3 separate regions of the Homo sapiens genome follow, and all the other regions are linked to region 1. The links are chromatin loops, found by intact Hi-C in ENCODE. Cell type or tissue: dorsolateral prefrontal cortex. All regions are shown on one strand. Region 1 overlaps KDM4B (lysine demethylase 4B). Region 2 overlaps KDM4B (lysine demethylase 4B). Region 3 holds the start of LOC105372253 (a long non-coding RNA gene).

Region 1 (8,000 bases):
GCTCTGTTGCCCAGGTTGGAGTGCAGTGGCGTGATCTAGGCTCACTGCAACCTCCACTTCCTGGGTTCAATCATTTCTGTGCCTCAGCTTCCCAAGTAGCTGGGATTACATTACAGGCGCCCACCACCACACCCAGCTAATTTTCTTTCTTTTTTTTTTTTTGAGATGGAGTCTTGCTCTGTCACCAGGCTGGAACTACGGTGCCCACCACCACGCCCAGCTAATTTTTGAATTTTTAGTAGCGATGGGGTTTCACCATGTTGGCCAGGATGGTCTCAATCTCTTGACTTCGTGATCTGCCCGCCTTGGCCTCCCAAAGTGCCGGGATTTACAGGCATGAGCCACCATGTCCAGCCTAATTTTTGTATTTTTAGTAGAGACGAGGTGTTGTCATGTTGGCCAGGCTGGTCTCAAGCTCCTGACCTCAGGTGATCCACCTGCCTTGGCCTCCCAAAGTGCTGGGATTACAGGCGTGAGCTACCGCGCCTGGCCATCTTTTTCTGTTTTTTAACCATGCTGTTTGTTTTCTTCTGGTTAAATTTGAGAGTTTGCTGTGTATTTTGGTTATCAGTTGTGACTTGCAAGTATTTTCTTTCTGACTGGGGCTTGTCTTTCTCTTACGGATCCTGCCTGATTGTTTTCAAGTGAAAGTTCAGCCTCAGACTCCAGTGCATGAGAGCCTCTGGGTTGGCTGGCCTGCACTGCCTGCACTTGGCCTGTAGTGATGACCCGGGAGGGACTCTGCAGCCGCACGCAGGCTGTGCCAGCCCAGGCCGACCTGCCACAGGTGCCAGGGGAAGCTTCAGGGCTTCCTTGCCATGTGTTTGCCATGCCTAGCCTATGCACTAGCCTACTTTTACAGCGGGGGAAACAGCCCACAGCAGAGAAGCGACTTGCTGTGGTCCCAGGATGAATTTGCGCCCAGCTCAGCCTGTGCCTGGGGCCTCCCTCTGCCCCATCTGGGTCTCATCACTGCCTCCCTCCTCACCTCTTCTGGGCTCCTGCCAGGGCTCACCTTGCAAAGGAACCGCTGGTCTTGCCAAGTCTGAGGGCCGGTCGTGCAGGTGCAGGAACAGCTGGTGGGGGGTGGATTCAGGCTGTGAGAGCAGCTCACGTTCATGTGTGTCTGGGCTCCTCTCGGCCTCTCAGCAGGCCATGAGCCTCTCCGGGGACTGCAGTGACTAATGTGTATTTTATGAGCTCTTGGGACAGGACGGGGTTTGTTTGCTTGTGGCATTAAGAATAGATGTGCCTGGTGGGTGGGGATTCCGTCCTTGTTTGCCTAGTTCTGAAAACTGTCTTCGTCTCCTCGGTCAGAAGCTGTGGAAGGGCTGTCACTGGGCCTTGGCTCCGGTACCATCGCTGGGTTAGCCCCAAGTGGTGACTGTTTTTCTCCTTCCGTGTCATTGACTTAGAGGCGTGTTAATTATGCACTCCCAAACTGCAGGCTTCACAACAAGGCCTCCACCCAGCAGGAAGCACGCAGCTCAGTGGAATCTGACAGGCCCTGCCTGCCTGGTGCACGCTGGCATGTGCGATGGGGCCCTTCCTGGAAGGGCCAAGCTGGCGGTGAGCCCTTCAGAAAAGGTGTCTGGGCTGGGTATGGCGGCTCATGCCTGCAGCCCCAGCGCTTGGAGGGGCCAAAGTGGGAGGGACCATTGAGCCCAGGAGTTCGAGACCAGCCTGGGCAACAGAGTGAGACTTCATCTCTACACAGAAAAAAGTAAAAATTAGCCAGGTGTGGTTTCTCACGCCTATAGCCTATAGTCCCAGGTACTCAGGAGACTGAGGCTGGAGGATTACCTGAGCCTGGGAGGTTGAGGCTGCAGTGAGCTATGATTCTGCCACTGCACTCCAGCCTGGGCAAGAATCTCACACAGGTTAAGACCAGCCCCTGGTCTGCAGGGTATGACCGGCCCCTGGGGGGGCCGCAGATACTGGGGTGGAGGAGGATGGGCAGCGACCCCTGGGACTCTGGGGAGAATTAGCCTGCACCCCAGGGCTCGCAGGTTCTGGGGGTGGCCGGGCGGTTGCCGACGCTGCTCTGCCGCCCCACAGGACGTGGCCCAGTGGAACATCGGGAGCCTCCGGACCATCCTGGACATGGTGGAGCGCGAGTGCGGCACCATCATCGAGGGCGTGAACACGCCCTACCTGTACTTCGGCATGTGGAAGACCACCTTCGCCTGGCACACCGAGGACATGGACCTGTACAGCATCAACTACCTGCACTTTGGGGAGCCTAAGTCCTGGTGAGTGTCTGCACTGGCCCTGCCGCCGGCCGGACCGAGAGCCCCTCGGGAGGGAGTCAATCCCGGGTACACGGCTGGGCGCCGTGGCAGGGGCCCCACCAGGTGAGGCCGCAAAGGTCGGCCTATGACGGCTGGAGATCTTCCGGACCGCCTGGGGTCACCCACCAGCTTTGGGGTGGGGGATGTGCACCCCCAGAGCCGAAGCTCCCAGGCCCCTAGAGCTTGCGCTTTGTACCCCGGAGTGCCCCCCATTGAGCTGTGAGCGGCCCCAGGTGTCCCCATGGCCAGGAGCGTGGTCTTGAGCCTCCTGAGCTGCCCAGGCTGTGCTGCCTCACAGCCAAGTGGAGACGTTCCTGGTGAAGGGACACTGTCCATGCTGCCCAGAGGGGCCTGGCCAGGATGACCCTGCAGCCGCTCCCTCGCAGTCTCCGCCCTGGCACGTCTGGGCCAGGCCCTACAGTTAGGAGGGCAGGGCGTGGCGCTGCAGGCCTGTGTGCAGTGTGGTGGACCTGCCCCTGCCCGGGAGGTGCCGGGTGCAGCGTGGGCGCTGCTGTGGCGGGCTGAGTTCCAGGACCTTCTCCTGGCTCCCTGTGCACGTCGCAGCGAGGCCGTGTGGGGGTGTGTGTGAATGTGCACGTGTGCGCGCGCATGTGAGTGCGCACGTGAGTGAGTGTGAGTATGCATGCGTGTGTGTGCCCCTGTGTCACCGGGCTCTGCTTGTGACTGCGGAACCTGCTGGGTGCTCCGCGGGGCTGCCCTGCACTGTCCTCCAAGGGCCGCTAGGTGGCGCTCCCGCCCTTCCCGGGGCCGCGCTCATGCCTGGAATCTTCCCAGGCCGTCCTCGCGCTGGAGGAGGACGGAGCCTTTGCCTGGAGGGCGTGGGAGCTCCGCCTTGCCTGGCCCTTCCCTGGGTTGGAGTTGTAAGCGGGGAGAGGGGGGGGCGGGGGAGAATGCTGTACCTCTTCGTTAAAAAAAAGCACAATGAGCAGGAAGGGGCGAGCTGTGCGCATCCTCACCTGCGTCCGAAGCGCAGATGGAGCCCAAGGGAAAGGCCCTGTAGAGGACCCCGTGTGACTTGGGGCAAAGCGTGGCCTCCCAGGGGTGCGTGGGCAGCGGGACGCCCATGGTGTGACCGGGTTTGTGCCTCCATAGGGACCGTCTGCCCTGTGCAGAGAGCCCCTGTGGGGCGGGAAGTGGCGAGCAGCCGGCAAGGAGGCCCAGCCAGACAGAAGCAGGGGGGTCAGGGACATGGGAGGTGGGGGACCAGCCAGTGAGTCAGACGTGAGGACTTCAGTGCCAAGGACTGCAGTGCCAGCAGCTCGGTCTCCTGTGAGGGGCCCCGGGGGTTGCTGGCTGTCGTGGGAGCCTGGGCTGGGGGAGACCCTGGGGCTGGGGCTGCTATGGGTCAGATGCCAGGGCCGGGGGTGCCTGCTGCTAGGTCAGAGGGGCCTCTGCGGGAGGAGGCGACAGTGGCTCCCTGGAGGCGGCAGTGGGGCCCGGCCACAGGCCGTCGGAGGGACTGACAGGGATGCGCCAGGAGCCGAGGGCCTCTCCTGAGCTGGTTCATCCAGGACGCAGCCTCTGAGGGCATCCCGCACCTCTCCCCGAATGCCCCTCACTGCACCCCTCCTCTGCTTCGCCTGGTGCCGCAGGCGTCCAGCTGCCACTCCCATGTCTACCCTTCCCCATGACCCGTCGTGGGAGATGGCTCAGGGGAGACAGCTGGGGCGGGGCAGCGTTGAGTAGGCAACAGTTCTTTCGGGAAGGGAATTCCGGAAGCGCCCTGACCTTGGTCTTGGTTTTTGCCCAGGAAGGGGTGGGGATGGCAGGGGTGGGGCCTGGCATGAGGGGCCTGAGAGGAGCCACAGTGTAGGCTCTAGCTGCAGGGCATGCCCTCAACCCCCCAGAGCTCCCCACTCGCCCCCACAGTCAGCTCAGCCTGCTTAGCACGCAGGGCCCCTTCCCTGCTCTCTCACCAGGGCTGAGGCGGGGCCCCAGATGTTCCCACGACACCCCATGCCTGCGACAGGCATAGACCAGGTGACCCCAGCATTAGCCAACGTCTACTACGGGCTATCAGTCCTCCCCAGCAGATGGTAGGGGCCCTGGTCACCCCGTGTCCCAGCTCCCAGCAGGGGCCTGGCACAGAGAGGCTTGGTGACTTGCCGGAGCCTCTTGGATCCTCACTGTGTGCTGTGGGAGCTGACTACCCCTCCAGGCTGCCCTCCCAACTTGCAGGGGGGTGGGGACAAGGTAACTGGAAAGAGTGTCTGGCCTCTGGTCCCTGGGCTGGGGTTCAGGAAGCTACTCAGGCCCCTGGGAGATGCTTCCCCCCTCTCCCTTCCTCGGGCCCTTGGGGTAGGTAGGGCTCCCAGCCAAGAGATCACCAAGGCTGCGCCCCGTCTGTCTCCCTCATTACACTGTTCCGCTTGCATCTGCAGCCGCTTAATTGCAACCATTTCAGAGTATTCCAGTGGGATTTTAAAGAAAGTGTCAATGTACTCAGGTTTACAGCATTTTATTAAAGCTTTCTGGGTCTGTTGCTACTTTGGTAGCTTGATTTGTGTGTCAAAGTGACGTGAACAGCCTGGTGTCAATAACAGGCAGAAACATGCTTCAAAAGGCTGGCTTCTGTGGTGCTCTCAGGCAGCGGGGCTAAGAATATCTGAAGAGACTGAGCGCCTCAAAATCTCTTTGGCAATGCGGATTGAAACCAGAGCCAGCACCTGCAACTTCCCCCCGCCAACTTCCCGCAGCCCCTTCTGTCACCCAGGCCGGGGGGGCCGGAGTGCAGGTGGGTGTGGGGAGGGTCCGAGCTTTCCACTTGACCCTGTATTCCAGGGTCTTCCTGGGTGGGGTGGTGGCCTGGGGTCGGTGTCCTGAAGGCTGTGCCCCATAGAAGCCACTGTCCCAGGCCACACTCCTTGCCATAGATCAAGACTCTCCTGGGGCCAGGCGCGGTGGTTTGCGCCTGTAATCCCAGCACTTTGGGAGGCTGAGGCGGTTGGATCATGAGGTCAGGAAATCGAGACCATCTTGGCTAACACGGTGAAACCCCGTCTCTACTAAAAATACAAAAAATGAGCCGGGTGTGGTGGCAGGTGCCTATAATCCCAGCTACTCGGGAGGCTGAGGCAGGAGAATGGTGTGAACCCAGGAGGCGGAGCTTGCAGTGAGCGGAGATCACACCCCTGCACTCCAGCCTGGGCGACAGAGTGAGACTCCGTCTCAAAATAAATAAAAAATAAATAAATAAAAAGACCCTCCTGGAACCTGGGGTGGGGGTGGTTTAGCCGAGCTGACCCTCCAAGGCCGGTCCTGCGGCTGTTCCCCTCCAGGCATCCCCTCCCCAACCTGCACCTGTGGCAGCCCCTGCAGGGCCCACCCTCCTGAGCCGCCCGGGCCAGGCACGAAACACAGGCGTCGCCACGAGGCTGAGCGCAGTGTCGCCAGCAGCATCACATGCCACATGCCCCTAGAAGAGAGTTCCAGGCCGGGGTGGGAGGATGTTGGGTCTCGGCCAGCCCTGAGAGAGTTGCTGGTCCCAGGGCACTTCTGGGTCATTCGGATTGTGCTGTGCACCCCAAAGAAGAGAGTGGAGTGGCCATCCCCCCTCGAGGGCCCTGGCCCACGCTGCCTGGGAAAGTGCCCACTGTTCAGTCCTGTGCACCCATGTGCCGGGCTGGGACCTGGCCGAGGCTTCGGGTCCCCTTTTGCCCCCAACCCATCAGACACCCTGCAGGGCAGTGTTGGGGTGTTTAGGGGACTGTGGGCCACCGCCAAGAGCAGAAGCTTTGGCTCTCACTGCAGCAGGGAAGCCAGATGGGGGATCAGCATGTTCCTGGGGCTGCAGGGACTCCCGAGGACGTCGTGAGCTGATGGGACATGGTCAGCTGCTTGCACTGGCTCCAAGGCGGCGAGAGGAAGGCCCTCCTGAGGAGTGCCGCGGGGCCAGCGCAGGTGCGTGGCAGCCACAGAGGCCTCTGCTCAGGCTTAGGGAAGGGGGTGTCCCCCAGGGTCTCTGCAGCTCCGCTTGTCAGAAGGGGGGTCATCCTGCACCCAGGTGAAGCCCCCAAGAGCAGCGGGGCGAAGGAGCGCTTGCCCGGACTGCGACCTTGACCTGCCCATGACCCGCGGCAGTCTGGAAATCCCCCATTGCCCCAGGCAGGATGGGGGTCCCCCATGGTCTCATCTCTGGCTGTTTCCTCAGGGGATCGCTCCGCCCACCCTCTCCTGCCTCTGTTTACCTTGGACACACTCAGTCTCCGGTGCAGGTGTGGGAGGTGGGGGTCTCGGAGCTTGTGCTCCCGTGAAGGGCACGGAGCCCCCAGTTGCTCTTGGCCATCCTGGGCTGCTATGAGCCAGACCCTCCTGAGTGCTGCGGGGAGGGCTGCTGGGGAGGCCAGGGGAGAGGGGATTATCAGAAGACTCCACCAGCCTCCCTTGACCTTTAAGGAGCTGCAAGCCGAGAATTTTCCCTTTTGATTCAGCTACACCTTGAGTTTTCTCTCTGGCGTTTTCCCTCATGGGAATTTCACAGCATCTTTTCTTCTTGCTGCCAGGGAAACTTGAGTCCTAGCAGGCATAGCCGTCTTTTGCTTCATGGGTGTCCCTGGAGGTGTGCGTGCATGTGTGTGTGTGCATGGGCGCATGTGTGCACCGAGGAACCGTGCTCCAGACACTGGGGGTGGGGGTGGGGAGGGTGGGGGTGGGGAGGGTGGGTTCCAGGGCTGCAGGGGACCAGCCCGGGCTTCCTGCCCTGTGGCCGCAGGTGGGTGGAAGGCAGAGCCTGGGGTGGATGAGTCTGTCGCCCACCCAGGCCAAGCCAGGCTGTTCTTGGGGTGGAGGCTGCGGGCCTGCTCCCTTACCCCTCTGCTGCCCGCCTAACTGCCCCTCAGGACCTCCCTGGCCCACCCGCCTCCCAGCTCCATCTCCTGCTGGCAGCTCCTGCCTGGGGGCAGACACCTCCCTCCCTCCTGGGCTCCCTCAGTCTGGCTGCAGGTGGCACTGTCGGGCCCCACAATGGCCTCTGCCCTGTCCCTTGGAGTGGGACCCAGGAGTCTGGTGGGTGATGGAGCTGGCGAGCCCGTCCCAGGCAGCAGCCTGAAGGCCCATGGGGTAGCGCGCTGGCGCCCGGGGACCCTGGTGTGGGTTTGTACTGCTGCTGCTGGCGAGCCAACCACTGGGACTTCCAGCTTCTGAGCCCGGGACCCGGGGGGTCCCACCAGCAGTGGGGACCTAGGGTCCCAGTCTACTGACCGTAAGGCATGGCCCCCCTCAGTGACCTGGGGCATTCCTCCCAGCCGCTTTGCTCTGGCTGGGCCACCAGAGGTTGGGTGGCCGCAGAGACAGCTCTGGCGGAGATTGGTGTCCCGACAGGGGTGGCGTAGCCTGAGCTGAGCACTGGGTTGAAATGGAAATTGCCTGGAGCCTGACAGCTTCACAGATTGGTTTTAATAACTCAGCTTCCCCACACTGCACTCTGTCACCAGAACAAGATGCAGGAGCGAGATAGTTGCTCCCTCCTCTCCTTGCCACCCGAGGCCCAACCCTGGCGAGGGTGCCTAGGGACAGGGCTGCATTGGCAGCTCAGAGCCGCTGCGGTGCCCTGGGAGGTCAGACTGAGAAGACCCACCAGACTGATGGGGGCAGCCCGATGCGTGCCTCGCTCCCAGGCAGGGGACCGCAGCCAGGTCTCTTCCCAGCCACACACACTGAGCCAGGATGACAGAAATAGAAAAGGAAGAA
Region 2 (8,000 bases), 89 kb after region 1:
TCCCCTGGGCATGCAGCCTCCCCAGGACAGGACCTGGCCACATGCTTTGCACTCCCAGCTCCTAGCCCCATGCCAAGCATGTCCAGGCATCAGCAGAGCTGCCCTGGGTTGGGGACGTCACCCCCCAGGCCTGTGCGCCGGCCGGGTCTGGGTGGACAGAGCCAGGGAGAGTGCTGTGCCGAGGGTGGTGAGCCTGTCTTGGGGCTCTGCTGCTGGGAGCTGGATTTAGTGCTCTGGTTCCTGAGACAAACAAGACCTGACAGCCGACACCGTCTCCAGGCACTTGCTGTCCTTTGTGAGGCCAGAGAGGCTGCTGGGAGCCACAGGGCCTGGAATGCCACTTCAGACATGCGTCTTCCTAATTCCCCTTGCCAGGCAGAGTGTGGAGACTCGTTCATCACACACCACCCCCAGCATACCCCAGCGCCAGGGGCCACCCAGCACCAGGGGCCACACAGGCCAGCCTGAGCTCTGTGTCTGGATGCAACCCTCATGGGAAGGTCTTCGGCGGGTTGGGGACAGGGTCAGACAGTGTTTGGGGATCCTGACTTTCTGGAGGAGTGAGAAGAGGGGCCGAGGTGGCTCTGGCCATCTCCCCGACCTCCCCCTCCAGAGCCAGGGGGTGTCGAAGCCTGGGGCAGGTGCCCTGAGAGAGGTCCGCGCCGCCCGCCCGCCTGCCCCACACATGGCTCTGTCCCCTGAAGGTCGCCTCTCCCCTACAGGCCCTACAGACTGAGAAGGAGGCACCCATAGCCTCCCTCGGAGAGGGCTGCCCGGCCACATTACCCTCCAAAAGCCGTCAGAAGACCCGACCGCTCATCCCTGAGATGTGCTTCACCTCTGGCGGTGAGAACACGGAGCCGCTGCCTGCCAACTCCTACATCGGCGACGACGGGACCAGCCCCCTGATCGCCTGCGGCAAGTGCTGCCTGCAGGTCCATGCCAGTGAGTGCCACTGTGGGGCCCAGAGGAGCTGCGCCCTCCTTCAGGGTGTTGGTGGGGGTGCCGGTGGGGGCTCCATCCTCCCCTGCGGAGGGCCACACCGGCCCCTCTCCCCAGGCTGCACTTTCAGGGCCAGGGCAGGGGCCTCCCCCGGTGACTTCCTGCAATTTCTGACTTTCTCATCCTTCCCGTTGTGGTCCCACCATCTAGAGCAGGGGGAAAGGCTGTGGCCATGGAAGGGCTGGATGACCGCATGCCACCCTGGGGCAGGACAGGGCCTCCACCGCCCCCAGCATCCAGAAGATGCCAGTGCAGGCCCAGGTGCTGGCCTCTGGTGCCAGCCTCTGCGGAGGAAGCCTCTGCTCCAAGGGGCACTGGGCTCATCCCACCCTGTCCCTGACACCCAGAAGCTCACCCTAGGGCCAGAGCAAGAAATGGGCCAGGCACCCCGTCTCTCCGCAGGCTGTGTTCCCTGAGAATGGCTGTCTCTGCCAAGCAGCCTTTGGGGGCAAACATCCCTGCCCTTGACCTTGGCCCAGGCAGGGTTCCTCCTCACTGGCCCTCTGGACAGTTCTGCCGAGTCTTCTCCAAGGCCTGGGAGGCGACAGGAGGAACTCAGGCAGCCGCTACGCCTGTGATTTGTGGCTGTGGTTGAAACTGATGGTCACAGTGAGATTGCAGCGTGGTCAGGGCGTCTGATTTATCTCTGCTCTCAGGGACCCCTCCCCAGTCCTGAGGCTCGACCATGGTCACAGACAAGAAAATGGATGTCTGTCTCTTTCCCACGCACGGGGGGGCGGTGGCAGGAATTGGACTTTCAGGGAAGGAGGAGGGCTCTCTGGAGACGTTTAATTTTCTGTGCCCCTGGCAGCCATAGATCTGTGTCGGTTTCCTCCTGGCGGTGGCCTGCCTGGGGGCTCGCGTTGTCTCCTGGCTGGGAGGCTCTTCACTCTGCTTTGCTGGGCCTGGGTTTGAGATGTGCCCCCGGGGCAGATGGGCTCCCTGGGGGAAGGGTTGCCGAGGGTCCCAGGCCTGCCACAGCCGGGCCGCCCCAGCCAGGCTACCCCAGCAGACGCCCCCACCCCCAGCCGTGCCCACCACCCTGCTGCTCTGGAGGCAGTGAGGTCCCCGCCCCCAGCCTCTTCAGTGGGCCATCAGCACTGGCAGAGAGCCCCTTCCACACTGGGGGCAGTGATCCCCAGCAGAGGCAGAGCCCTGGGGGGCAGGCGGCACCCCTGCCCTCGCTCTGGGGGCATGATTCGGCCTTTTGTGCCCTTTCCCCATTTCCAGACCCAGGGCCACATCCCACAGTGAGTCTCCCTTGCGGCTTTGGCCTTTCTGGACATAGCAGGAGGAGCTGCTGTTGGGGGTGCAGACACCCAACAAGGAGGGGCCCTCAAGACACCACCAGGCTGAGCGCGGCAGACCCAGCTGGAGCTCAGGGTCCCTGCTTCCCCTCCTGCGTCCTCTTTCCACACAAGTAGCTTCCAGACCTTTCTCTCGCTCCACATGCAGTGGCCTGGATTGAAGCTCAGAGGGTGGGAACAGCACGCACCCTGAATGCTGCAGCTGCGTGCGGAGGCCTCGTCACTCCACATACGGACACTGGCCCCCAAGTTACCCGGCCCCTCCCCCTGAGTTTCACTCGGCTCCCCAAGTCTCACCTGCCCCCCAGATCTCAGCCAGCCCCCGCTGTCTTCCAGGTTGCTATGGCATCCGTCCCGAGCTGGTCAATGAAGGCTGGACGTGTTCCCGGTGCGCGGCCCACGCCTGGACTGCGGTAACTCGCTCCCCGCAGCGGGGGTGGTGCTCTGAGAGGCCTGGGCCCCGGCCCCACTCCAGTGGGGTGACTTTGGGGCGTAGTCTCCCCTCCGTGGGCCTGGGTTCCTTCACCTCTGCCCTGAGGGGGTGGAACCCAAGGGATTCCCACCCGTCACTTTGGTGGCTGCTAGGTTGAAATATAAGGGCCGTGGGCTGGGGACGGTTGGCAGATCAGGCCCCAAGCAGTGTGTGGGGAGCCTGCTCCGAGCCCTGCTCATCCAGGGCTGTCTGGTCTCCACAGGAGTGCTGCCTGTGCAACCTGCGAGGAGGTGCGCTGCAGATGACCACCGATAGGAGGTGGGTGGCACCGCGCGTTGGGGCTGGAGGGCCGGAGGGGAGCCTGCCCTGGGCTGAGGCTCTGCAGGGTGTGACCCCAGTGCCTAGGGGTTGACCATCACCTCCACATAACCGCCCTGTGTCATGGATGGGGTGGCCAGGGCTGAGGAGGAGCATACGCCTGCACCGACCTTCCTGAAGTTCCCCAGGCCCTGACCCAGCCGACAGCCACATCACGCCCAGCCCCTCTGTGACCAGCCCAGGTCCTCAGAGGCGCACCTGACCCCGCTGCACCTGCCCTCCCAGGTGGATCCACGTGATCTGTGCCATCGCAGTCCCCGAGGCGCGCTTCCTGAACGTGATTGAGCGCCACCCTGTGGACATCAGCGCCATCCCCGAGCAGCGGTGGAAGCTGGTAGGTCCTTGCGGTCGAGGCCCACCCTGCCCGTGCCTCTAGGGCTGCCGGCCATGCTCGGCTCCCCACCTGCGCGATCTGAAGCGGTCTTTCCTCCAAGCTCTGCGTCTCCATGGGGGTGGTGGGCAGCTTTCAGGAAGCCAGTGATCCCGACTTCAGCAGGTGTGTTATTTTTTGAATCCTTCCCCGAGGTGCAAGGTACAAAAATCAGAAGGCATCAAGGGTGGCAGAGATAAGCAGGCCCCGTCAGGTGTGGCCTTGGGGGCATCCTCTGCAGAATCGAGCACCCCATGCAGTTTCCACCTTCCCACAAAAGCAGAGGCACCGCACGTGCCCCGACACAACCGGGCTGTCTGATCTTTGCTGTTTTTCTAATAATTATAACAAGCCTGGGCAACACGATGAGACCCCATCTCTATAAAAAAAATAAAAAACACTAGCTGGGCGTGGTGGCACACACCTGTGGTCCCAGCTACTCGGGAGGCTGAGGTGGGAGGATCGCCTGAGCCCGGGATACCCAGGCTGCAGTGAGCTGTGATGGCACCATTACACTGCAGCCTAGACAACAGAGCCAGGCACTGTCTCAAAAAAAAACAAACAATTGTAACAATGCTTAGCGTGAGATCTGCCCTCTTAAGAAGCATCTGAGGTTCAGTACAGCATTCACCACGGGCCCAGTGGTGGGCAGCAGGGCTCTGCGGCCCGCTCACCCGTCCTGTATAACTGACACTTCACACGTGCTAAGCAGCAGCTCCCTCCGCCCACCCCAGCACCCAGCACTCTGCTTCTGTGTGTTTGCCTGTGTTATAGACCCCACGTGAGTGGGATTGTACAGTCTTTATTCTTCTGCGACCGGCTTCTTTCTTAAGAGACAGGGTCTCTCACTCTGTTACCCAGGCTGGAGTGCAGTGGTGTGATCACAGCTCTCTGCAGCCTCAAACTCCTGGGCTCAAGCGATCATCCCGCCTCAGCCTCCTGAGTAGCTGGGACCACAAGCACGTGCCAAAAAGTTAGGTTAACTCCCAATTTTTTTTTAAAAGATGGGGTCTCACTATGTTGCCCAGGCTGGTTTGGAACTCCTGGCCTTGAGATCTTCCTGCCTTGGCCTCCTGGGTAGCTGGGATTACAGGCGCGAGTGGTGTCTTTCATTTGGCATAGTTTCCTCAAGGTTCATCCACATTCATTCAACCCAAATATGGCAGGAGTTCCTTCTTTTCCTGGCTCAGTGATGTGCCACCATGTGGATGGACGACGTTGTGTTGATCCGGGCACCCGCCGATGTCTCTGCCTTCAGGCTGTTGTGGGTTGCGCCGCAGCGGATGTGGGAGTGTGGTTGTGGTTTGGAGATTCTGATGTCATTTCCTGTGGATACAGACCCAGCAGTGGGCTTGCTGGACCGTCGGGCAGCTCTGTTTTTAGCACTGGAGGAAACTGCTCTCCCTTGCGGCTGGACGGACTCCCATCCGCACCCCCCGGGTGCAGGGCTTTCCCCTTCCCCTCGTCCTCACTCACACCTACCTTTGACTTTTTTGTAGCAGCCGCCCTAGCAGGTGCGAGGTGGTCTCGCTATGGTTTGATTTGTGTTCTCCTGGCGGTCAGTGACGCTGGGCATCTTTGCACAGTCCTGTTGGCCATCTGCATGCCGTCTTTGGAGAAACGTCTGTTCTGCTCCTTCGCCCATTCCGTGCCTGGGTTGCTTGGCCTTTTGTGGTTGAGTTGGAGGATCTCTGCTGCTCCACTCTTGGTGCACATTGAGGCCCCCCGTAGATGCGCGCAGCCACCTTGGGCGTAGCGGGGCCTCATCGTGGGGGCTTGTGAAGCTTCCTCCTGCTCTCAGCAATGATGGCCCCCCTTTGGGGAACCCCTTGGAGCCACAGGGCAGTCAGGAGTGGTCAGTGCTGGCCACCAGCTGGCTGTGCACTTGGGACAGATTCCTCGACCTCTCTGTGCCTCGGCCGTCCCTTCTGTGCTGTGGGGTTGCCACAGTCCCCGCCATGCAGGGTTGCAGTGGTGTGAGCTGGGCCCACTCCCTAAAGCATGGACCACCCTGTCTGAGCACTAGCAGCTGCTCAGGGCTTGTCAAATCTGCAGCCTCGCTCCCCCAGGCCCCCAGTGTCACCTACTGCATTTGATCCACACAGTGAGAGCCTGTGGGGTCATCCTGCACTGTCTGTTCTGCAGGTGAGGAGCCTGGGGCCTGGAGGGGCTTGGCCGATCATGGCCTGGGCTGCAGCCCTGCAGGGCTGTCTGCTGCACACCCTGTAGCCCACCTGCGCACAAGGCACTTGGGGCTGTCCACGCCTGCTGGAAAATGACACTCAGCTGGCCCTTTAAATCAGCTTCCTGCAGAGCCTTGGGACCTGGCCCAGAAAGAAGATGAGGAGGCCAGGCCTGGTGGCTCATGCCTGTAATCCCAGCACTTTGGGAGGCCGAGGCGGGTCGATCTCCTGAGGTCAGGAGTTCGAGACCAGCCTGGCCAACATATGAAACCCCGTCTCTACTGAAAATGCAAAACTTAGCTCTGCATGGCGGGACGTGCCTGTGATCCCAGCTACTCGGGAGACTAAGGCGGGAGAATTGCTTGAACCTGGGCGGCGGAGGTTGCAGTGAGCTGAGATTGCGCCACTGCACTCCAGCCTGGGCGACAGAGTAAGACTCTGTCTCAAAAAAAAAAAGATGAGGAGAGCAAAATGCAGATGTTGCTGGGGCCGCGTCCCCACTAAGGGCTGTGCATGTGGCAGCGCTGATGGGGAGGACGCATTTGTCCCTGTGCACTCCGGCCTCTGCACACGTGTCTCGTGGGCCCCTGGAGGCTGGGCCCGCAGCCAGTAGCACCCAGCAGCGTCCTGCCTGCTTTTCCTGCCTGGTTTATCTTCCCAGCCGCGGACACAGTGCCTGGTGTTGACATTCAGGCTTGCGTGGAGGTGGGGCTGGAAGCAGACAGATCAGTCTGGCAGGGTGGGTCTGCTGGGGAGACCACAAGGGTGGGACTGATGCCGGCCACAAAGCCCGGGCTCCCATGCACTGGTGCGAGGTGCCCACGAGCCCGGCGGGCTTGGATGCCATGCTTGGAGCCCACAGGTGCTGGGCCACCTGGGCAGGGCTGTGCAGGCAGTCACAGAGGCTCATCTGGAAGGGGAGCCCTCTTTCCTTGTTCGTGGAGTGGAGTGTGCAGTGGGTCACGCCGGCCTGGCCGGGCACGGCCAGGCGATTAGGAAGCCGGCAGCCCGCGGGTGATGCTTCCGAGGCACCAGTGACTCAGTCCACAAACGTGGGCGTAAAAGGCCTCATGATTCAGGTGGAGTGATGGTGCGATGCGTGGTGCAGTGATAAGTCCTCCTGCCCGACGCCTTATGGATCATCTGACATTTCCAGAACGCAGCCTCTTCATTACCGGTGCTTGTAACGATGAATTAAAAATCCTTTTACACGAGGCCCGCTTGTACTGCTTAATGGGGCTTTGCAAGGAGGCGGCGGTTAATTCCTGCTCGCCCAACCGCCCAGCCACCTTCGCGGGCCACGGGCAGGCTGCAGGCATGGGGCACTCACTCCTGGTTACCCATCCGTCAGTTTGTCTCCAGGACTTCTCCAGCCACCGGCTCAGGGCTCCAGGCAGTCCTGGTGAGTCAGGGGGCTCCGGCTGGCCGCCCGCCTGGGCCAAGTTATCACCACGTTCTCAAGGCCGTGCTGCTGAGAAGCTTCTCACCTACCGGCTGGGCAGGTTCCTGGCAGCAGGCAAAAGCACCGGGAGCTCCCTGGAGGATCTGGGAGGTCTGGGAGGGGCTTGGGATGGGGGGAGGCGCCTCCAGGGCAGCAGGAGGGGTGGGCAGTTGCACCAGCTCTCTCCACTGCCCACAGTCCTGCCTGGAGGGGTAGGGCTCGGTCAGGAGGGAGGGGCTCTCTGCTCCTCAGGGGTTGGGGTTGTTTGCGAAAGCAGGTTGGTGGACAGCCACTGCGCCTCAGTGTGTGACAGGCTGAGGACACAGCTTCATGGGTGGTACCTAGCGGTGACCACCTGCTTCCTCCAGGCCGTGGTGCTCTGCAGACCTCTGAAGCCCACCCGCGTCGTCCTCACAGCCCTGTGGCCTCCGAGGAAGGACACCGAGCCGGGAACTTCGAACCAAACACCAGTGCCTGGGCCCTTCCAGGCCCCCCACGGGCCGTAGACCCTGACTCCCCGGCACACACTGGCCTGGGCCAGGCCAGCACTGGATGTGGGTCTTCAAACTGCGGCTCCCAGGAAGGGAGGTGACGGCCAAGAACGCCTGCCCGACCTCCTGTGGCCACAGCGCGTGGCGTGACTGGACCTCGCCTTAGTAGGGGTGGCTCTGGGCAACCTCGGCCCCAGGCACAGCTCCTGACAAATGGTCCCATGGGTCCGGGGGCACGCTTTTCACAACGTGGAGATGCAGGGTCATGGGCTGCCTGCTACCACGAGGCGGAAGGGGATGGTGCTGGGCACCAGCCTGCCCCGGGGCTGGGTTTCTCCTGGGCCTGGGCCGAGGGGTGGAGGCCTGTGGGTGACGTGTTCAAGACGGCTCAGCAA
Region 3 (8,000 bases), 240 kb after region 1:
CCTTCTGCTGCACAGCCTCCAACGAGCAGGACCACAAGGAGGCCCATGGGACCAACCACAGACACCATGCCAGGGCCCCAGGTGGGCGCCATGCTTGGCAGCGACCTCCGATCTCCGCCCTGGAGGGGGATGGCCCCCCGGTCCCTCACAGAGAGGCCTCGAGCCGAGCGTCAGATGGGGCAACGTCTGCAGAGACAATGGAGGGCTGTGAGAGGCGAGTGGGGAAATCCAGGAGACCTTCATGGAGGAGGCAGAGGGAGGGTCACATGGAGCAGGGGAGGGTCCTGCGGGGGCTGGTCATGGGACAATGGGGAAGGATCATGGGGTGATGGGATGGAATGAAAGTGCTGGGCCCTTGCTATAGAATTAAGGTGTCTCCCCCACAAAAAATCATATGTTGAAACCTAGTCCCCACTATGATGGTAACAGGAGATGGAGTGTTTGGGAAGTGACTAGGTCATGAGAGCAGAGACCTCATGAACGGGATTAGTGTCATAAAGGATCTCCCAGAAAGCTCCCTTGCCCTTTCTGCCACGTGAGGACACAGGGAGAAGATGCCTTCCACGAACCAGAAGATAGCCCTCACCAGACACCAAATCTGTGTTGCCTTGATCTTGGACTTCCCAGCCTCTAGAACTGTGAGGTACCAATTTCTGTCATTTATAAGCCACTTGGTCTGTGGTATTTGGCTACAGCAGCCCAAATGGACTAAGACAGCCTCCAACCACCAGCTAAACCCCAACCCCAGCATGAGTCCCCAACCCAGGCTGGGCCCCTGACTCAGACCAAGCCCCACACCAGGACTGAGGACCTGAGCCCCTGACTCAGACCAAGCCCCACACCAGGACTGAGGGGTGCTGAGCCCCAGTTTTCTCCAACTCACAGGCTGCTTCTCAGGAAGGAGGGGACTCCAGACTATGCTGCTGTCTGGCTCTAAAACCTGATCCCCCAGGTTATAAGACAAATCTCTTCCACACACCTGCCTGTCCCTGCCCTGCTCTAAGACCTCCCATGGCTCCCAGAGCCCCCAGGGGAAGCCACTCTTGCTGACTTCACTGTTTCCTCTCGCTTGGAGGTACAGCCAGGCCAGCCAAGCTCAGTCCCACCTCCAAGCCTTTGCTTCTGCTGTGCCCTCTGCCTGGAATGCTGTCCCCACCACATGACAGGTCTCAGCTTAGCTGTCACTTCCTCAGGAAACCCTTCTCTGCCCCTCAAAGGTCAATTCCCCCTACATTCTACATCCCGGAGCATCAGATATGACTAAGGTTATCCTCCGTGGTATTCACCCTGGTTCCCAAACTAAATGAAAAGATGTTAATCATTCAGCACGTTTCTCCCACAAGAACCTCAACTCCTCCAGGGCAGAAGGGTCCCTCGTCACATACCTTGAACCCTGGAATGGCCCCCTCCCCATCTCCCCAATCTCCACTCTGTCCAGAGCCAGGTCAGAGGGCCAGGGAGGGGAAGGGAGAGGCCCAAGGATAAGATCTTTGTTGCCTAGTCAGGCTGGCACCCATGCCAGCCCATGCCCTGGGCGGGTCCAGGCCGTGACCACAGGAACTGGTGGCGCATAATAACGGGGCAGCCCCTGTGATTCTGACTCCCAAAATACCCAGCTGCGGTCACCTCGCCCAGCCCTGGGGCGGTCCCAGGGGAAGGATGGGCGGGTAGTGGCCGGGTCACAGCCTAGGGTGACGAACGGGATTCGGGGGGCCTCAGTGTACATAGTTAGGCCACAGGCATACAGTCAGACCAGCCACAGAGAACGATGCCTGCTAAATCACGCCACAGACATACACAGATGCACACAGTCAAACCACCGATACACACCGACACACAGTCAGACTGCAAGCGGTTGCATATCTGCAAGAGACACAGAAACAAATGCATTCACACAGTCAGGCAGCAGAGACGGGCACACACACACACACACACACACACACACACACACACACACACACAATCAGGCAAATAAAACTTGCACATAGTCAGACCACAAACACAGACAGGCCCAAAATCAGACCACAGACATACACCAAGCCAGAAAAGATACACATAAGGGGTCATGGTGGGGCAGGCAGTACACATACACAGTTGGGTTACAGGGAACTGCAAACATGCAATTAGATCAGAGATACCTACAGGTGCACAAGCCGGTCAAAGTCACACGCAGACACAGGTGCCGGCACACTGTCAGACTATAGATAGGCCAGTCAGTCAGCAGACCACAGGTGCATGTGCCAGCCAGCCAAATAGAGATATGCAAAGTCAGATTCCCTTCCTACACACATATGTGCACACAGGCAGGCTACACAGACATGCACACACACAGTCAGACTCTAGGTACACCTTGCACACAACCAGTTGGGGACTGGGAAGATGAAGGAAATAAAGCCTAGAGCACAGTCCCTTACTCTGAGTCCCTGCCCTAGCCCTTTAAGAGCAAAAGTTGCCAACGAGGAAGGCGGTGGCCCCAGATGGAGAAAACAGCCTGTGGCCAGCTGGGGCTAGGGTGACCACAGCGGCTGGCCCTGCCCAGAAATGCACATCTGCTTGGCCACACTGAGGGGGCGAGGTCAGTCCCAGACCACTTTGAGCAGCTGGGCAGGCCTGCAGAGAGCCTCTGGGGAAACTGAGGCAGCATAGCAAACCTGAAGCTCAGAGGGCATGGGTAGGAGTCACTTGCACAGAGAGCCCAGGTGGGGCACATATATGGAGGGCCCCAGCCACAGCTGGCTCTCCCACATCCCACGAGGACCTCAGGGCAGCATCAGCCACCTTCTAAACCAGGCAGCCCTAATTACACCCTGGCTCCCACGGCAGAAGCCATGTTGGGCCCACACCTCCCTGATGTCTGCGCAGGATGGGGCTGAGTCAGGCACAGACAGGCAGGGCCTGGCCATGGACTCCCCCCAGATCCGCCACTCCAGCCTGTCAGGGGCAGGGACGAGGGGCTACAGTAACAGGAGCATTTGGGGCATTGGATGATGTATCAGGAATAGGGTGGTGGGAGGGGCCCAGGGAGTGGGGTTCAGACACTACCAAAGACAAAACATCCCGGGGTCCCTTAGGTGCCAATCCTCCCTAGGAGAACCTCCCATGATGGGGATAGGACCCTGCACACCCACAATCCTCCCACCGACTCCTGCTTCCACGAAAACCCCAGGCGTGAGGTCCTCTGCGAGGATTTGGGAGAGAAGATCCCTAGGTCCCATCAGCTCTGCCTTCAGAATCTGTCCCCAACCTGCCCACTTCTTACTCATTCTTCTGCCTCCACTTCTTCCAGCCCCATTGTCACCGACCTGGACAGATGTCGTCACCTCCATCGTGGTCTCCCAGCTCCCGCCCTTGTCCCTTGATCTGTTCCACTCACAGAAACCAGAAAGCATCTGCAAGCACCCGAGTCAGGGCTCGTCCTTCCTCTGCCCACAGCCCTCCATGGCTCCCACCTGCCTCGGGGTCAAAGCCCAAGTCCTTCCTGAGGCCCACCAGGTCCTGCACGACCTGCCCTGTCCCCTCCGTGCCCTCCCCTCCTCCCTTTCTCCCCCTCCTCCCTCTGCTCCAGCCGCATGGGCCTCCTTGCTATTTCTCCAACACCCCAAGTGCAGTCCAGTCCTGCCCCCGGGCCTTTGCGTGGGCCATTCCTGGATTTAATATTGGCTGAGGACCAAAAGGTGAATGGGAATTGGGGGCAAGGGTGTCTCTGCACTACAAACAGCATGAGGAAGAGCAAGGGGGCAGCACTGAGAGGTCCTAGGAGGGAGAGGGGGAGAGATGAGGACAGAGAGGTGCACATAGACTAGACCCACAGAGCAGCCAGGAGCCCTACGTGGCCCTGGGCAGGGAGGGAAATGGCCAGGTTGGTGCCAGGCCAACCCTCCACCATGTCCTCTTGCAAAAGGCAGCCTGGGCCACCAGCCTTGCCACTGCCAAGAAAGGGAAATTAAGTCAGGTGCAGTAATCTGCAAGCTCCCAGTAAATGACACGGCTGTTAGGAAAAGCATGGCAGCCCATGGTGGCCAGCGAGGCTGAGCCAGGGCTAGGGAGAAGGAGAGGGAGTGACCGCTGGACGCTGAACCCATGTGGGGCTCAGGGAGGGTCTCTGCCCGCCCCACCTGGCTCTCAGGGGCTGCACTGCCCACCACTAGCTCACGGCAGCTGGTCAGAGGCAGGCGCTTGACTTTTACAGATGAGGAAACTGAGGCTCACAGAAAAACAGGGACTCAGCCAAGGCCCCCAGCTGGGGTGGGACTTGGGTCTAGAGCCCACGTTTAATCTTGTGACTGTGTCTTTCTCTGGCCACTGCGAGATCTCTGGACAACTCTCTCTGGGACTGGTAGAGCCCGCTGGCCGCCTCTGGGGGCTCCCCCGCGGTGCTAATGGGGGGCGAGTGGGCACTCATTCCAACCAGGCGCCGGGGCATGGGTCACGCGATCTGGGAGCCGGCTTTGTGTGCCCACGCGGTCCAGGAAGCATAAAGGGGTGATTATGACCCAGGCCGGGCAGCAAACAGGCTGTGTCACCCGCACGAGGCGGGGGCTCCTCGGGCCAGAGGAGGCTCCCGGTGCCTCTCCCAGCCCAGGCTCCAGCTGTAGAGTCCATGCTGCCCTGTCCTGGGGCGGGAGTCTGGGGGCCTAGTCCTAACCCTCAGGGGCCATCCCATGGCCCCAGGGCAGGAGAAGCTGAGGCTGATTATGCCAGCAGTGGGACTCAGGGGAAAGACCCCTGACCCTGCACAATCTCTCCACCTTCACATCCACCCCCCACCCACAGCTCTCCCGTGCCACCGCCTGGAACGTCATTTCCAGGACTGGACCCTGGCCTCCAGCCTCCCTGGACACCTGGGTCACTCCCACATCCACTCAAGCAGGGACAGGCAGCGAGGGCCCCCCTGGGCAGCAAGCACAGGCTCTGTGGCCACTGGTGGGCTCAAGTCAGCTCTGGCCAAGCCACTGTCCCTCCCAGGGCGCCATTATCTCCCTATCAGGAAATGGGCTCAGGGAGGGGCTGGGTGGGGCTGGCCCTTCCCGGAACTGAAGTCCGGGGACCTGGCTTTAATTGACTATTGATTTGTATTGGGACGACGTGAAGGCTCAGGGCACTGTCCCCAGGGGTCCTGGTGGCCAGGAGTGGATGGGTGGGGCAGACAGGGAACCAGGCCCAGCCCTGGAGAGGGAAATCATTAAAGTCCACTGGGTGCCTCTGGGGTGCTGAGCCCCATTAAATGTTCTCTGTGTTTTCTGCTGTTTAACGGATTAGGAAACCGAGGCTCACCAAGGGTCCTGCATGGAGGAGGGGGCTGGGCTGGGTTAGGATTTGAGGCCAGAGCCCGGCTCTCAGTCGAGCCCAGAGTCCACATCCTCTGGGCGCCCAGGCTGCCAAAATTGCCCGTCAGTGTGTCCCCCATGCTGGCTTCATGGAACAACTTGAGACGCCAAGATCTGGGGGTACCCCTGCTTCTGCTCACACACCCACGGGGGCTCCCAGCTCCTGTGCTCGCTGCTCTGGGCCCTTCTTGATGTGACTGCATCCATCGTCTTCCCTACCCCCTCTTCCCGAAAGGTCCTGCAGTTCTCAGAATACACTGCCTCAGGTCTCTGAGCCTCTTCGCATGCAGGTCCCCCACCTGGCACACCCTTCCCCAGCTGGCCCATGGTCAGTTCATCCTGTAAGCTGCAGCCACGAGATGCCTCCACTCCAAGCTGAGCCCCGTTCCTCCTCTGCTCTAAAACCCTCCATGGCTCCCATCAACACGTATTAAAACTCAGACTGCTACCTCAGCCTCCAGAGCTGCCAGCCCGGCCTCTGCTGACCTCATCACGCCACAACCCCCCATGCCAGGCTTCCCTTGACACCTTGATCCCCCCCACTTGTGGCCCCTGGCTCCCACAGGGGTATTTACACACACTGTTCCTTCCACCCAGCATACCCTTTCACATCCTCATCAAATCTCAGCCCTCATACTTGTCCTCAGGGCTCAGCTGAGCTGTCACCTCTTCCAAGAAGCCCTCCTGGATGCCCCAGGGTGGATCAAGACCCATTCTGAGCTACCCCATCACAGCTGTGCTCCCACTGTGGGTCTGTCAACCCCCTGGATGGAAGCCCTTTTCCCACCCCAGGAACGTGGCAAAGCCCCTGCATGCACTGGATGCCTGCTGCATAACCAGCTCCACCTGGCACTTTATCCACAGCATCCCTGGCGTCACCTGGGTTTCAGAGGTAGAAACTGAGACCATAGACAGAGACCACCCCAGGCAATGGAGACCGAGACGGGGACAGCCTCGCATCCACCCTAGGGGGTCTGGCAGAGACTTAAAGGGTGGGGGTGAGGCTCTGGAAGGAACAGACAGCTGAGGCCAGCCTGGGTTCTGCAGGAAGCCCCTTGGGGAGGGTCACCAAACTCTGTCAGCTCAGTACTTGGGTCCTGGAACGGCTTAGAGCCCAGGGACGGGAATGGGTAAAAGAAAGGTACGAGCTGCCCTGACCGTCTCAGAAGACAACACCACAGGCCCCTCCCTGAGGCCAAGCCCCCCAGTTTCTTAAAGCCCCCCAACAAAGCACAGAGGCAACGTGGGGTCCACAGGCCCGAGAGGAGCGGAAACAAATGGATGGAGGTAAACTTCCTGCGATTTTCGGGGGTGGCTAAGAGCAGGGATTCCTGCCATGCACCCCCCACCGCTACCTGCCCCCTCTGCGGTCCTGTTGCCTCCTCCGCCTTCTGCGAAGTCCCCAGTCACAGCTCCCCCGGGCTGGCAGCGAAGGCTGCCCCGCGCCTGGCTCCGCCCCCGGGAGGTGGGGGAGGAGAGGGGGTGGGGGGAGGAGGTCGGGCTGGGGGCCAGGCGGGGGAGGGGACCCTGCGGAGCATAACGGTCTGGAGTTTTCCAAAGTGCAAGCGACGGGCCTGAATGGGGGGGCGCCAGGCAGCAGCAGGCCCAAGCTGGCCCTGGAGGGCGGCCGGCACGGTCAGGCCCGCGCTGGGCTGTGGGGACCCCCGTGGTCCCCAGCCTCGGAGCCTGGAGGGGGCGCGACAAGAGAGACAAAGCCCGGGGCGGCCCGGGCCTCGGGGTGGAAGGGGGTCCCGGGCGCACTCACCCCGCGGCTCGGAGATCGGGCCCAGGCCCCGCGAGGCCTCCACAGGGCCCGCCGCAGCCGCTCCCCGCGTCCCTCGGTCCGCCCGGAGCGCGGCGCGCAGCGAAGACTCGGGAGAGGCCTCGGCCTGGGGAGCTCGGCCTGGGGGCGGGGCAAGGGGCGGGGCTGTAGGGGGCGGGGTTGCAGTGGGCGGGGCTGCAGGGGACGGGCCCCGAGGAGGGGGATTGGGGGGCAGGGCGGGGCCCCGGCCGGAAGTGGGGCGGGGGGACCAGAGGGGAGCCCCATCTGGAGGCGCGGAGAGCCTCCGCAGGAGTCCATGAAACACTGAGCGAAGGGGCGCCCCAGGGAGGGCACGACCCAAGACCCCTCCCTCCCGAAGACGTCTCACGGGGAGCCTCTACACTGCTCCTCGCTTCCCCAGCTCTGATCGTAGCCATGGCAACGCATGAGGAGGCTGGATGCCGGACAGGGCGGCGGAGGGCTCCCCAAACACACCCAACTACAGGAGGTCGGAGAAGGGGCAGAGTTCCCCTCCCAGTCTGGGTGGGACCGGAGGCACGGTGATGGGGGCGGGGGGCGTCCCCTCTTCCCCCTCTTAGACCAGAGGGTAGGGGAGAGGTGCGGGCGCAGAGGCTTCCCTCCCGCTGGGGGTCCAGGGGAATGAATGGGGGGACACCGTGGCAGAGGCCCCCACCCTCGCCACAAGCCTGAGGAGGGGGCGGAGAGCACAGGGCCAGATTGGAAACAGATGGGGCCGCCGTGCCAGGCCCGCGACACCGGAGCAGAGGGAGAGGAGGAGGGAGAGGGAGGGGCAGACCTGTCCGGGCGGCCAATCCGAGCCAGCGTTGCGCCCGGGGTGCGGGTTTGAAAACTCCACCGGAGGGGCCCGGAATGTAGAAGCCCAGCGGGAC

What was found. Hi-C counts contacts between places; a loop is a spot of excess contacts. Peaks named below come from ENCODE experiments on the same cell type or tissue, not always from the same donor. Only the 100,000 strongest peaks of a DNase experiment are listed, where the experiment ranks them.
Region 2: a loop joins it to region 1, with 5 times the contacts of the local background. A loop is called at or near these places in 41 of 110 quality-filtered maps.
Region 3: it touches region 1 in a loop (2.8-fold over the local background); 3 of 110 quality-filtered maps call a loop at or near these places.

What each region holds. Positions count from the first base shown.
Region 1 is chr19:5,045,418-5,053,417 of GRCh38, forward strand. KDM4B (lysine demethylase 4B) reads left to right here. Exons shown (of 23, transcript NM_015015.3): 6 at 2,059-2,252. Among named protein-coding and RNA genes, the nearest start is that of KDM4B, 80 kb to the left of the region's middle. RefSeq lists enhancers at 1,197-2,000, 3,494-4,096, 6,587-7,086. In dorsolateral prefrontal cortex, CTCF peaks have their summits at 3,014 (motif pointing right) and 3,214; a DNase peak (open chromatin) is centred at 3,034; H3K4me3 peaks cover 979 bases; H3K27ac peaks cover 5,279 bases.
Region 2 is chr19:5,134,617-5,142,616 of GRCh38, forward strand. KDM4B (lysine demethylase 4B) reads left to right here. Exons shown (of 23, transcript NM_015015.3): 15 at 723-945; 16 at 2,646-2,722; 17 at 3,005-3,060; 18 at 3,346-3,454. Among named protein-coding and RNA genes, the nearest start is that of PTPRS-AS1, 39 kb to the right of the region's middle. RefSeq lists enhancers at 2,626-3,127, 3,128-3,627, 4,650-4,749. In dorsolateral prefrontal cortex, a CTCF peak has its summit at 3,409 (motif pointing left); DNase peaks (open chromatin) are centred at 2,684, 3,413, 4,735 and 6,726; H3K27ac peaks cover 3,644 bases.
Region 3 is chr19:5,286,049-5,294,048 of GRCh38, forward strand. It overlaps PTPRS (protein tyrosine phosphatase receptor type S), which reads right to left. Exons shown (of 38, transcript NM_002850.4): 2 at 2-186. The coding sequence starts at 92. It overlaps LOC105372253 (a long non-coding RNA gene), which reads left to right and starts at 7,370. Exons shown (of 2, transcript NR_187754.1): 1 at 7,370-7,597. RefSeq lists silencers at 6,946-7,045, 7,086-7,195, 7,226-7,605. In dorsolateral prefrontal cortex, a CTCF peak has its summit at 3,723; DNase peaks (open chromatin) are centred at 4,483, 6,833, 7,233, 7,523 and 3 weaker places; H3K4me3 peaks cover 5,295 bases; H3K27ac peaks cover 5,950 bases.